Linked DNA regions of Homo sapiens: all the other regions are linked to region 3. A link is a contact called in ENCODE Hi-C or POLR2A ChIA-PET data. All regions are on one chromosome and are shown on one strand. The core of a region is the stretch at or near the end of the contact, and the rest is flanking DNA. Distances in the headings are between cores, read along the strand shown. Region 1 overlaps CRTC3-AS1 (CRTC3 antisense RNA 1). Region 2 overlaps CRTC3 (CREB regulated transcription coactivator 3). Region 3 has its middle 27 kb from the start of NGRN.

What was found. A loop is a pair of places that touch in the nucleus more often than their neighbours do. ChIA-PET counts read pairs that join two places held with the same protein, here RNA polymerase II (POLR2A). Pooled maps may share reads with other maps.
Region 1: a loop to region 3 is called in a map of PC-9, with 12 times the contacts of the local background. The contact joins two enhancer-like sites. A Hi-C loop is called at or near these places in 2 of 168 maps with a recorded cell type or tissue (PC-9 and mammary epithelial cell) and 6 of 50 pooled maps. POLR2A ChIA-PET finds 5 or more read pairs at or near these places in 3 of 52 experiments (GM12878, HCT116 and PC-9).
Region 2: a pooled map shows a loop between it and region 3 (2.6-fold over the local background). The contact joins two enhancer-like sites. A Hi-C loop is called at or near these places in 2 of 50 pooled maps. POLR2A ChIA-PET finds 5 or more read pairs at or near these places in 4 of 52 experiments (H1, OCI-LY7, PC-9 and 1 more).

The regions. Positions count from the first base shown.
Region 1 is chr15:90,646,169-90,650,434 of GRCh38, reverse strand. All of the region lies in intron 2 of CRTC3-AS1 (CRTC3 antisense RNA 1), which reads left to right. Among named protein-coding and RNA genes, the nearest start is that of LINC01585, 12 kb to the left of the region's middle. RefSeq lists a silencer at 3,648-3,831. Within about 2 kb of position 1,899, at least 28 of the 41 ENCODE cell types and tissues checked have a DNase peak (open chromatin) inside an H3K27ac peak, as active enhancers do.
Region 2 is chr15:90,618,033-90,622,026 of GRCh38, reverse strand. It overlaps CRTC3 (CREB regulated transcription coactivator 3), which reads right to left. Exons shown (of 15, transcript NM_022769.5): 9 at 2,237-2,286. CRTC3-AS1 (CRTC3 antisense RNA 1) reads left to right here. Exons shown (of 4, transcript NR_120372.1): 4 at 1,874-2,018. Among named protein-coding and RNA genes, the nearest start is that of LINC01585, 40 kb to the left of the region's middle. RefSeq lists an enhancer at 1,172-1,221. Within about 2 kb of position 1,511, at least 5 of the 41 ENCODE cell types and tissues checked have a DNase peak (open chromatin) inside an H3K27ac peak, as active enhancers do.
Region 3 is chr15:90,290,842-90,294,765 of GRCh38, reverse strand. It overlaps the pseudogene GOLGA2P8 and the pseudogene RN7SL736P. Among named protein-coding and RNA genes, the nearest start is that of NGRN, 27 kb to the right of the region's middle. RefSeq lists enhancers at 549-1,049, 1,050-1,550, 1,394-1,553. Within about 2 kb of position 1,250, at least 3 of the 41 ENCODE cell types and tissues checked have a DNase peak (open chromatin) inside an H3K27ac peak, as active enhancers do.

The DNA of each region.
Region 1 (4,266 bases), core at 650-3,149, 360 kb before region 3:
TTGATGACAAAGTCAAGGTAGCCATGAGGTGAAGGAAAATAACCCAAGAATGGAAAAACCCATTCTAGAAGGACAGGCGGTGGAACAGGGAATCCATACACACACAACAGGCCAAACAATGGTGGGAACGATGGTTACAGGACAGGATGTAAGTAGTATAAACCTTGACAATGTAAAAACACGAACTCACAAAATTTGGGAGGGGGAAGGAGCTAGGAAGTGGTGGTGAGCTCATTTCCTTATCCTAAATCGTAGGTTGTCAAGAGATGCCATCTATAGTTGAAACATGCTGAAAGAATGAATCCAGCTGCTTAATATTTTTCTTTCCTTTAGAGAAATAATTTAGAACCAGAAGAAGCAGCGTCATTATTTGCAGCTTGGTAATTTCTTTAGTTACATTTAAGTTGCCTTTTGTTCTGTTAAATTTAAGTATGGCACTTTTTCTAAAAAGAGTATGTATTGTATGAGCCCATTTTGGTTAAAAAAACTCCTTTGAATATGTGCGTAGAGAGATGTCTCCATCCATGTTTCCTGGGTGTCAGCCATGATTATTTCTGGGGTGCTGGATTTCCGGACCACTTGAAATTTTTGTTTTTGGTACTCTTCGGTGTTACTTGAATTTCTTATAATGAGCATGCACTATTTTTATCAGAGCAAAGCTTTTTTAAAAAATTAAAATACATGTCTGGAAAAGAGAGAGAGAAAAAAAAAACACGTGTTCCTTTGCCAGGCTTCTATCTCACTGGGATCCGTGGGGACCCTTCCCAGAGGGGCTGCTCAGAGCCCACCTCTGCAGGGTGAAGGGTGCGATTCATTTCCGCACCCCTCACCCTGGTGATGGGCGTAGTCGGGGGCCGGGGGTGCACAGGGGAGGGAAACTTGTGAGCAGATCCTGAAGGATGCACTTTGGAGCCCTGGGTTCTGGGCTGGTGAGGTCAGGAGGCCTTGATGTGAGGCCCACTGGGTCCAGGCTTTGTGCCTTCACTGTTTAGTTGGGTGACAGAGCCTCTATGGGCCTGTTTCCTCTTCTGTAAACTCAAGAAGTCATCCTTGGCTAGGGGCAGTGGTTCACGCCTGTAATCCCGGCACTTTGGGAGGCCGAGGCAGGTGGATCACCCGAGGTCAAGAGTTTGAGACCAGCCTGGCCAACATGGTGAAACGCTATCTCTACGAAAAATACAAAAATCAGCCAGGTGTGCTGGCACATGCCTGTAATCCCAGCTACTCGGGAGGCTGAGGCAGGAGAATCACTTGAACGCGGGAGGCGGAGGTTGCAGTGAGCGAAGATCACACCACTGCACTCCAGCCTGGGCGACGGAACGAGACTCTGTCTCGGAAAAAAAAAAAAAAAAAAAAAAGAAGTCCTCCATGCCCTGCCTCGTTTTCAGGTTGATGTGAGGGATGTGTGTGGTGCTGTCACAGGGTTCAGCCTGGGAGGCCACATGGATTCCTGGCTTCATGCAGGAATTCAAAAGTAAGCTGACAAAGTGATAGCAAGTTTATTAAGAAAGTAAATGAATAAAAAAGGGGCTACCCCAGCAGCACGGGCTGCTCGACTCAGTAGACTTATGGTTATTTCTTGATCATACGGTAAATAAGGAGTGGATTATTTATGAGTTTTCCAGGAATGGGGTGGGAATTTCCTGGAACTGAGGGTTCCTCTTCCTTTTCGACCATATAGGGTAATTTCCGTACGTTGCCATGGCACTTGTGAACTGTCACGCGCTGCTGGGAGTGTCTTTTAGCAACTAATGTATTATAGTTAGTGAATAATGAACAGTGAGGACAACCAGAGGTCACTTTCGTCATCATCTTGGTTTTGGCGGGTTCTGGCAGTTTCTTTATTGCATCCTGTTTTATCAGTGTGATCTTTGTGATCTGTATCTTGTGCCTATCTCCTGTCTCCTCCTGTGACTTTGAATGCCTAACCTCCGGGGAATGCAGCCCAGCAGGTCTCAGCCTCATTTTACCCACAGCCCCTGTTCAAGATGGAGTCACTCTGGTTTGAATGCTTCTGACGGTGCAGTGTCTGGTAGTCTGGGTGGTCACTAAGGATACTTATTACTCCATATCATACAATTCAATTCTAGCCAACACCACTGCCAGCCCAGTTCAAGGGCTAAAGTTGAGGGGGTCCGGGGCTCTCTGTCCTGTTCTGGGTCCTAAGAGCCACTCTTATAGTTGCAGCTCCACCTAGTGTCCACATGAGGACATAGCAGCATATAGCTGGTTTATTGTAAACCCCAATTTCCATACCTGCCTACCATACAGCTTTATTAGGTAAAATGGACCAAAAAGATCTTTTTTTATTTTTATTTTTAATTTTTTTTGAGACAGAGTCTCGCTCTGTCACCCAGGTTGGAGTGCAGTGGTGTGATCTCTGCTCACTGCAACCTCTGCCTGCTGGGTTCAAGCAATTCTCCTGCCTCAGCCTCCCCAGTAGCTGGAATGACAGACGCCCACCCGGATAATTTTTGTATTTTTGGTAGAGATGGGGTTTCACCATGTTGTCTAGGCTGGTCTCGAACTCCTGACCTCAGGTGATCCTCCGGCTTCAGCCTCCCAAAGTGCTGGGATTACAGTCATGAGCCACTGTGCCTGGCCCAAAATAAGATCTAAAATCATTCCTTCCAGATCGAAAATTTAGTATTTCAAAACAAGTATACAAATTCAGTACTTTTCAAGATTAAAGTATCCTGTGTTTGAAAAGATGGCACAGGAGGAGGGGTGAGGAGAAGGAGGGGTGTGGAGGAGGAGGGGTGAGGAGGAGGAGGGGTGAGGAGGAGGGGTGTGGAGGATGAGGAGGGGTGTGAAGGGGGAGGGGGAGGGGTGTGAAGGGGGAGGGATGTGGAGCAGGAGGGTTGAGGAGGAGGGATGTGGAGAGGAGAAGGGGTGAGGAGGAGGGGGGTGAGGCGGAGGAGGGGTGTGGAGGATGAGGAGGGGTGTGGAGGAGGAGGGGTGAGGGAGGTGTGAGGCGGAGGAGGGGTGTGGAGGAGGAGGGGTGTGGTGGAGGAGAAGGGGTGAGGGGGAGGGGTGTGGAGGAGGATTGTGGAGGAGGAGGGGTGTGGAGGAGGATTGAGGAGGAGGGGTGTGGAGGAGGATTGTGGAGGAGGAGGGGTGTGGAGGAGGATTGTGGAGGAGGAGGGGTGTGGAGGAGGATTGAGGAGGAGGGGTGTGGAGGAGGATTGAGGAGGAGGGGTGTGGAGGAGGATTGTGGAGGAGGAGGGGTGTGGAGGAGGATTGTGGAGGAGCAGTGGGTGTAGAGGTGGAGGAGGGCTGTGGAATTTGGAGGGGTGTGGAGGAGAAGGAGGGCTTTGGAGGAGGGGTTGGAGGAGGAGGGGTGTGGAATAAGAGGAGGATTGTGGAGGAGGAGGGGTGAGGAGGAGGGTTGAGGAGGAGGAGGATTGTAGAGGGGGAGTGGGTGTGGAGGAGTTGGGGTGTGCAGGAGGAGGAGAGGTGAGGAAGAGGAGGTGTTTGGAGGACACCTGGTCTCCAGCTCCATGGCGGTGATGGGGGCTGAGCTCCAAGAGAAGGAAGCTGCTGTCAACAGTTCGGAAGAATTTGCGGATTTTTCGAGCCCCTACTGTGTGCCAGGTGCTGGGGAAGTGGCATACAAGTAAACATGCCCCTGTGCTTGCAGAGTTTGGAGCCCTGTGGGGAAGCTGGATGTCAATTGCAGGTGGACCCGGATCTCCAGAAAACAAGGGGTGGGGTGGGCATGAGCACTGGCTGATAGGCAGGTGGGGAGAGGGCTAAGTATGAGGGTCGTCTGCTTGGAGGGCTGGAGAAGTTGGTTTGGGAGGTCGATGGAAAGAAGATGATGGTGGAGGGGGAGGATGATAGGAGACAGGCATGGCCTGGGTGGTAGAATATGCAGAAAAGCCTTACTGGAGCCAGAGAGGATTTCGGAGGGGAGAGAGTGGCCAAAGGGTCAGGATGCGGCTGACATCAGAGGGCCTTGGACAGAGGCAGGAGAGTAGGGAATCCTGGAGGGCTCCCTGGGGCTGCGGGCAGAAGGAGGCTGAGCAGGAGTGCTCCTCCAGGAGAGGCAGGACACAGGGCTGTGGCATGAGGGGTAGCCGGCGGGGAAAGGAGAGTTTTCTGTTTGTTCTGAGGAAGGAGACTGGGCATCTTCACAGGCTGATGGGGAGGTGCCATCAGAGAGGGCTAAGTAGAAGGCCCTAGAACATCAGCAAGTCCTTGCGGAAGGTCAGGTTGACGTGGAAACAGGACCTCGTAAGGCATAGGGACGCTGGGGAAGGCGCG
Region 2 (3,994 bases), core at 262-2,761, 330 kb before region 3:
TGTCCACCTGCCACAGTTGCGTCTCCTTCAGTGCATTTACCCACACATGACTTTTGCTGTGCTTTGCTTATTTGTTTCTGCCCATCTTGCTCTACTAGATTATTAGCTCCTCGAAAGCAGGAACTTGATCTGTTTTGTTCATTGTTTAACCCAGTGCCAAGAATTAGGGGGTCAATAAATATCTGCATGACTAGAAGTCACTGAATGGAATTCTATCTGTAAAGTAAGAGCAAGAAAGCAACTTTCTCTACCTAAGAAACACCTGCTTTAAAACTCTCCAGGTTGGCCAGGCATGGTGGCTCACACCTGTAATCCCAGTGCTTTGGGAGGATCACTTGAGACTAGGAGTTCAAGACCAACCTGGCCAACATAGCAAGGCCCTATCTATCTTTAAAAACAAAACAGGCTGGGCATGGTGGCTCATGCCTGTAATCCTAGCACTTTGGGAGGCCAAAGTGGGTGGATCACCTGAGGTCAGGAGTTCAAGACCAGCCTGGCCAATATGGTGAAACCCTATCTTTTCTATAAATAAAAAAATTAGCCAGGTATGGTGGTGCACGTCTGTAATTCCAGCTACTTGGGAGGCTGAGGTAGGAGAATCGCTTGAACCTGGGAGGCAGAGGTTGCTGTGAGCCAAGAGCATGCCACTGCACTCCAGCCTGAGCGACAGAGCGATACTCCATCTCAAATAAATAAATAAATACAAACAAACTAACTAAACAACAACAACAAAAACCTCTTGAGGGCTAAAGTACTGCAGCCCAATTCTATAATGTTAGGCTTTCAGAGCCTGAAGGTTATCTGATGGTTAAGCCAAAATTGATTCTTGAGGAAAATGTTTGTTTTTGTTTTTGTTTTTGTTTCCAAATTTCCATTTTACCAGGAAGCCCCTGAACCAGACTAGGTTGAGGGAGACTCCCTTGAGGAAAAGCTTGCCCCTTCCATGGGAATGTCCTGCACCTCTCGGCGGCCTGTCTTTTGTTGGGCATGCGTCCTGGCAGGCTTGCCCACTTTCTGAAGCAAACATCAACCCGTGGCGCAGCTCAGCAAATCACCTGAGTTTACGTTTAACCTGCCAGAAAGAATGTCTGAGCTCCAGGTACTCAGTAGAGAGTGCCTTGACTGCGCTGCTGTGAGATACTCACAGGAAGCTCTGTTGGGGGAAATCACATTCAATGACTGCTTGAAGTGGATTTAGTTCACCCACTGACCCACTGGTGATTGTATGTACTAAGTCAGATCATGCAAGAATCCCATTTCCAAACCACATTATTTTGGCCCTGCAGCCTTGCTGTTTCTGAATTGGCTTCAGTTCCAAGTGGTGGGACTGCTCTCACGGACACTATGATAAACAGCCCCAGGAAGCCTCCTTGGGGCTCTCTCAGGACACAGCCCATCGAGTTCCAAGGGGTCCTCTCTGTGAACCTCCCCAGCAGCTGTCTGTACCGTCCCACGCAGCACACCAGCCGGCCCTCCCAAGGCAGTTTCTGTTAAGGCAAGGGCCTCATTATCTCTCTCATCTCCTCGTTCTCTCTTAGACTCAACTTCCTCATGAACTTCCTTTTTCATTTGCTTGTACTATATTTTTGTAAGTTGTCTCAAACCTTTTAGGGAGTGAAGTTGCATACTATTAAATCCACTAACAAATTAATGGTTTCATAGAAACTTTTTTGTATTGCAAATGGAAAATATATTTATCTTCCATTTATGTTTTTAAATTGTTGTAAAATAAATATACCATAAAATTTACCATTTTAACCATTTCTGTGTGTACAGTTCAGTGACATTAAGTACATTCACAGAAACTCTCTTAATTAACTTCTGTGCCATTAAGCTGCCAGGTGAACTGATGCTTCCCTTTTCCCCTGGCCAGGATGTCACCGATGCCCACAGCCTGCCACAGCTCGGGGCTGGTAGGCTCCTCTCGATTCCTGCACGTTTCTGCTTCTGACACTGCTTCTACCCGGAGAGTTGTGTATTTACCAAGAGTCAGTTGTGTGATTCTCAAACATACTTATGTAAGTTTTGTTTGTTATTATAGTCATGTAATTTAATTAGTTTAAACAGATGAAATATGAGTATCAAAAGAGAGTGGCTGTTTTTATGAAAATGCAGTTGACTTTCAATTTATGCATAGCAAGTTACGTTTCTGAGAGTTCTGTAACAAAGCAGCGAGACTTTTGGGAAAAACCTTCAGGATAGTCCCTGAAACACGAACAGAAAGAATATTACTTACTTGCCACCTCCAACATCACAGGATCGAGGGCGTCCTGACAGGGACTGAATCTGAGAAGAGACAATGAAAGCTGGGCTTACTCGCTGTAAAGCCAAATTCAAGTTTTTGAAAAGTGTCTTCGTAAGGACCTTGAGGCTCTAGTGGGCGCAAGTGAGAGCTTGCGTGTCGACAGAGTCCTCACACAGCAGCCTTTTAGGTTTTGGCATGACTTTTTTAAACTCAAACTTCCAGGCCTAAGGGAGGCATAATATTAATACATTTTCCTAATTTGATGCCTTATCAATTTACCTTCTGGATTAACATTAAAAGACCAATGTTTTACACATAGAGCTTTTTACGGAGTTTCACTCTTGTCATCCAGGCTGGAGTGGCAGTGGCACATCTCAGCTCACAGCAACCTCCGCTTCCTGGGTTCAAGCGATTCTCCTGCCTCAGCCTCCCGAGTAGCTGGGATCACAGGCATGCACCACCACACTCGGCTAATTTTTGTATTTTTAGTAGAGACGGGGTTTCACCATGTTGGCCAGGCTGGTCTCAAACTCCCGACCTCAGGTGATCCACCCGCCTCGGCCTCCCAAAGTGCTGGGATTACAGGCATGAGCCACTGGGTCTGGACGACATAGAGCTTTTAAATAAACATTTCTTTTCCAATTGGCTTGAGAGGAAATGAAATAAATAAAAGAAAAAAGCAGGGTGAAAAAAGAAATGAATGTCAGAAGAAACTAAGCTATTTCAACTAGAATATAAGCTCCAGACGGACAGGAATGAGTATTACAAATCCACAAGAACCAAGGGAGATGAACATCTCTTTCCAGAGACCAGTCCCTGGTACTCAGGGAGGAGGGCACACCACTGCCCTCTTTGGTGGAGAAGACATAGTTATCCTCTGATAAAAGCCTCCACAACCACATGTGCCTCTCACAGCCAAAAGACAGTGTGGTTGCTTCTCCTGTGTTTAAATATGTAAATTTTAAATCATATCTCTTTTTTACTTCCCAAATGATTAAACATCAAATACATCTTGCTTTTACAAAAAGCCTTTTAAGACAACTAATGCTAATGGTGACTCTGGTAGACTTGGCAGAAGAAAATGGAACTGGGCCAAAGGGATCCTAAACAGGTGGGGATAGTTAAGTACACAGGCAATACAAACAATTGCAATAGAGCATCCTTAAGGGCTGGAACAGATTAACTGTTTTCTTTCAAAGTCAACACAGCTTCCCTCTGGGAAGAAAGGCCAAGGCAAGTACCGTGGGACCTCCCCTTTCTTCCACAGTGGGTGAGGTTTAGAGAGCCGAGGTGGAGGTCAGCTAGCACAATTTTAGATACAAATTCTCAAAGGCGCATGGAAATCATAGTAAAACAGATGACTTGTCTACTGACTCTTGGAGGACTCAGGTCAAATGCCCTTGAGTTAAAAAGAGCTATCTGGTATACCAGTAATTCTGGACAGAAGCTGGAGACTGGTATAAAGTGCTGGCTAAAAAAACAGAAAAATCTGCCTATGACTTACAACCAGGTTTCAGAGCTTTTAGCAAAACAAATAAGATATGGAGGACTTAGCAGGGTTTTTTTTTTTTTTTTAAATAAGTCAATTCATATGAAAATTAGTAAGCCAAGAGATCAATGTGCTAATTCATTGACACAAGCGCGATAATTTTTACTTGAAACGTCCTTCCCTTGTATATTCTTATCTCTGTTCTCAGACAAATCTTCTCCTTTTCCCCCAGTTCCTCTTGCTTTCACCTCTGCAGGATT
Region 3 (3,924 bases), core at 1-2,500:
TGCTTCTGGCTTCTTCTGGGACGAGGCCACTGGGTGAGCCAGGGGCTGGCAGCACATCCTTTGCTCCTCCTGGGCACTGGTTCCAGCGGAGTTGAAAAATGCCACCTGAAGGCAAGAGGTGAGTGTTCTTGTAGGGGCATACACAGAACAACTGGGGCAGGGAGGTGGAGCGCAGCCCCTTCCCTTGGGGCCTCAGAGAGTGCACCTGTTGGTCACAGGTGAAATGGTGTCTGATCACTGGCTCCCGGAAGGAGTGAAAGTCCACAGAAATCAGAAAGCGGGGAAACCAAGAACATAAGGGGGTCTGGGAGGGACCACAGAGGAAGGTGGCAAAGTGGGGGCAGGGCAAGTCAGGCTCACCACCGTCTCCCGGCTCTCCAGGTCCCCTGGGATGTTCGGCATGGGCTGAGGCGCCTCCTCCTCCATCTCCTGTGGGGGGGTGGCCAGAGGGGTCCTCAGACAACCCAACAAGGGAGGTACTGTGGGCTCACCTCTGCCCCCACACTCACTGTGTAACCTTGAGCCAGCCCCTCCCCAGAGGGGAATGAGCTGTTCTTTATTTTTACTTTTAAGAACCAAGATCTTGCTATATTGCCCAGGCACAGTCCCACTACCGATTGGTGCAGGAATTCTGACCTGCTCCATTTCTGACCTGGGCCAGTTCTCCCATCCTTAGGCAACCTGGTGGTCCCCCGCTCCCAGGAGGTCACCATATTGATGCCAAACTTAGTGCAGACACCCAGTCAGCATAATGGCCAGCTGTCTTAAAGGTCTCTTCCATCTCCTCAATCCTACAGTGCTAACAGTCCCCCTTTCCTCCTGGGGCTCTCTCCTCTTCCTCTGAGTGGTGTCCCGTACCTTCCCCAGGGAGAGCCATGAGGCTCAACTGGGCCTGTAGTTGCTGGTTCTGCTGGCTGGTAGCTTCCAGGTGCTCCTGAGATGCCAGGAAAGAGGGTGAGAAGGCACAGAGGTTGCCAGGTTGTCCCTCTTGGGGCCCCGTCCTCAGCAACTCCCTCCCCTGGGTCTCCTGCAACTTTTGGCGGGCCATCTTAGCCACTGCTTTGCCCTGAGCTTCCTGCTGCTGCAGCTGGTCCAATGAGCCGGGTCTGCAGCAGTAACTGCCTGTGCAGCGCCTCCTTCTCAGAGGTCAGCTGCTGATAGGCTGCCACCTGCTGCTGATAAGTGGCCACGTACTGCTTCAGGTGACCCAGGTACTGGCCTCGCTGCTGCTGCAGACTCTGAGCCTCTTGGCTCTTCAGCTCCACCTGCTGGAAGTCCCTGGGCATGAGGGCAGCTGGTGGCTGGCTTCCAGATTCCTGGCCCATTAATAGGGTAGTGAGGGCACTGTGGGGCTCTGTGGCCTGCCCAGGCCCCTGGCCCCTTGCTCCAGGCCTAAGAGACTGCCTCCCTTGCCTAGAACCCCATGCCTCCTTCCCCAGCCTCAAATCTCACGTTCTTCTTCCAGCCATTTAAACTGTAGGCCACAGACTGGTGGAAAAGCAGAGGGAGCCAACCACCATCTGCTAAGTGTGCTACATGCCTAATGTTTCCACGTATTATCTCATTTAACCCTCGGCACCTCTGCGAAGAAAAAGCTCACTTCCTTTTGAAGTTAAAGAAACAGAGACTTAGAGATGGAAAGTAGTTGAATGATGACCAGTGGAACCGAGGCCGGAATCCAGTTTGAATCTAAGGAGTCGTTTTGGTTTTTTTCATATTTTGTTTTGGGACAGTGTCACTCTGTGTCCCAGGCTGGAGTGCAGTGGTGCGATCTCAGCTCACTGCAACCTCCACCTCCTGGGCTCAAGTGATTCTCATGTCTCAGCCTCCTGAGTAGCTGGGATTACAGGCATGCACCACCATGCCCGGCTAATTTTTTTTTTTTTTTTTTTTTGTAATTTTGTAGAGATAAGGTTTTGCCATTTTGGCCAGGCTGGTCTCAAACTCCTGATCTCAAGTGATTCTCCTGCCTCAGCCTCCCAAAATGCTGGGATTACAAGTGTGAGCCACTGCACCTGGTATAAGGAGCCTCTTATGCCACTGTCTCTTCCTCTGTGATTGGAGGGCTCCATGCCTCTAGCTGGGATGATGATGTCCAGACCTGGGAGGAGCCAGGGCTACCCACCTCTAAAAGTCAGAGGGCAGGAAGCAAGAAACAGTCATAGGACTGCCCTGGAGGGTGCTGGGGTCACCTGCCCCCAGGCTGCAGCTGCCTCTGGCCTGGCACCTCCCCTCCCCAGAGGCTGGTGCCCGCCTCCCAGACCTTCTTGGACGGGTCGGAGGTTACCGTCCCCTTCAGCTAGCCCAGCTTCTCCTGCAGCTCCTTTACTTGCTGCTCCAACTGCAGTGCGCTCTTGTTCTCGTTCTGGACAGAGAGAAGCAATCAGCAGCCACCCGCTGCAACTGGAGACCCCAGAACTTGGTGTCTGCCTCCCATAGCACTGGGAAGGGTGGAGGGAGGTTAGAAAAATCATCCCCTCTCTCCCACAGCCATCAGAGCAGGGCTCCGGCTCACAGGTGCCTTAGAAGTACCATTTCATGTGAGGGCTACACTGCCCCATTTTACAGGTGGGGAAACAAAGGCCTGGCGGGCTAGGGAGGAGGGCTGGGGTTGGGGGGCCCAGTCCAGTGTGCCTCAGGGGTGGTATGGACTCCGGCAACGGTCTTGTTGTCGGAGGGGATCTGTGGCTGGGTTGGGGGCCATGACCTGGTGCGTTTTACCTTTTTCCTGGCTGCGGCCCATTTGCCCTGTCGTGTTTTTTCTGACATCATGGGGTGTGGAGGGAGGCGGGGTTGGGCCACATCAGTGAAATCCCAGTGAGCACTGATGAATGCCTCCAGTCACCTACCAGGCAGCTGTGCAACTGAGCCAGAAGAGGCATAACCGGGGCCCCACTAGAATGCAGAATAGGGGCGTGGCCTTAATGCTCCAAGCCCATTGGTCAATGAGAAATATGAAAGGGAAAGGAGGCGTGGCCAGGTAGCACCGTGTCCAGAAGGACCTGTGGTTCACAAGGAAAGCTGCCCATGCAACCGCTGTACCCGACCACTCAGAGAGAGGGAGGGGCCGCCCACTCAGAGGGGAGGGGCCGGCTTTTGCTTTAAAACCTTTAAAACTGTAAAAAATAAACTTTAAAAAATGTATGTGTGTATTCTTTATATATATGTGTGTCTGTGTGTGTGTATCTACGTGTTCCTCCAGAGCTGTCTCCATTATCCAGCTTCTATGCAAGGTCTATAATTTTGGCCTATATTTTTCATCTTCAAATGGAGTACAATAATTACCAGTATTACCTTAACTGAGATACAGATCCTATAAAAATGGAAAATCCATAGCATGCTTGATGATTAATGAAGCAGGCTATAGTATCCAACATTCCAATAAGATAAAATAATCACAATGATTTCTCTTTTTTTGGAAAAACGTTTCTTTTATTCTCCTACATTATTAAGATTTTTTTTTTAAAACAAGAAACATGTCAAATATCTTGAAAAACACAAAGCTTTTGGGCTGGGTGCGGTGGCTTACGCCTGTAATCCCAGCACTTCGGGAGGCCAAGGCAGGTGGATCACCTGAGGTCAGGAGTTCGAGAACAGCCTGGCCAACATGAAGAAACCCCGTCTCTACTAAAAATACAAAAGCTAGCCAGGCATGGTGGTGGGTGCCTGTAATCCCAGCCATTTGGGAGGCTGAGGCGGGAGAATCACTTGAACCCAGGAGACGGAGGTTGCAGTGAGCCAAGCTCACGCCACTGCATTCCAGCCTGGGTGACAGAGCAAGACTCCATCTCAAAAGAAATAAAATAAAATACAAAATAAGAATAGAAAGCTTTCAATTTAATAAGCACTTAAAGCTCTTTACTGGTTTAAAACAAATACAAGGCCCATTTTTCTAGAATCACCTGGCTTCTCTAAGCCTTGCAA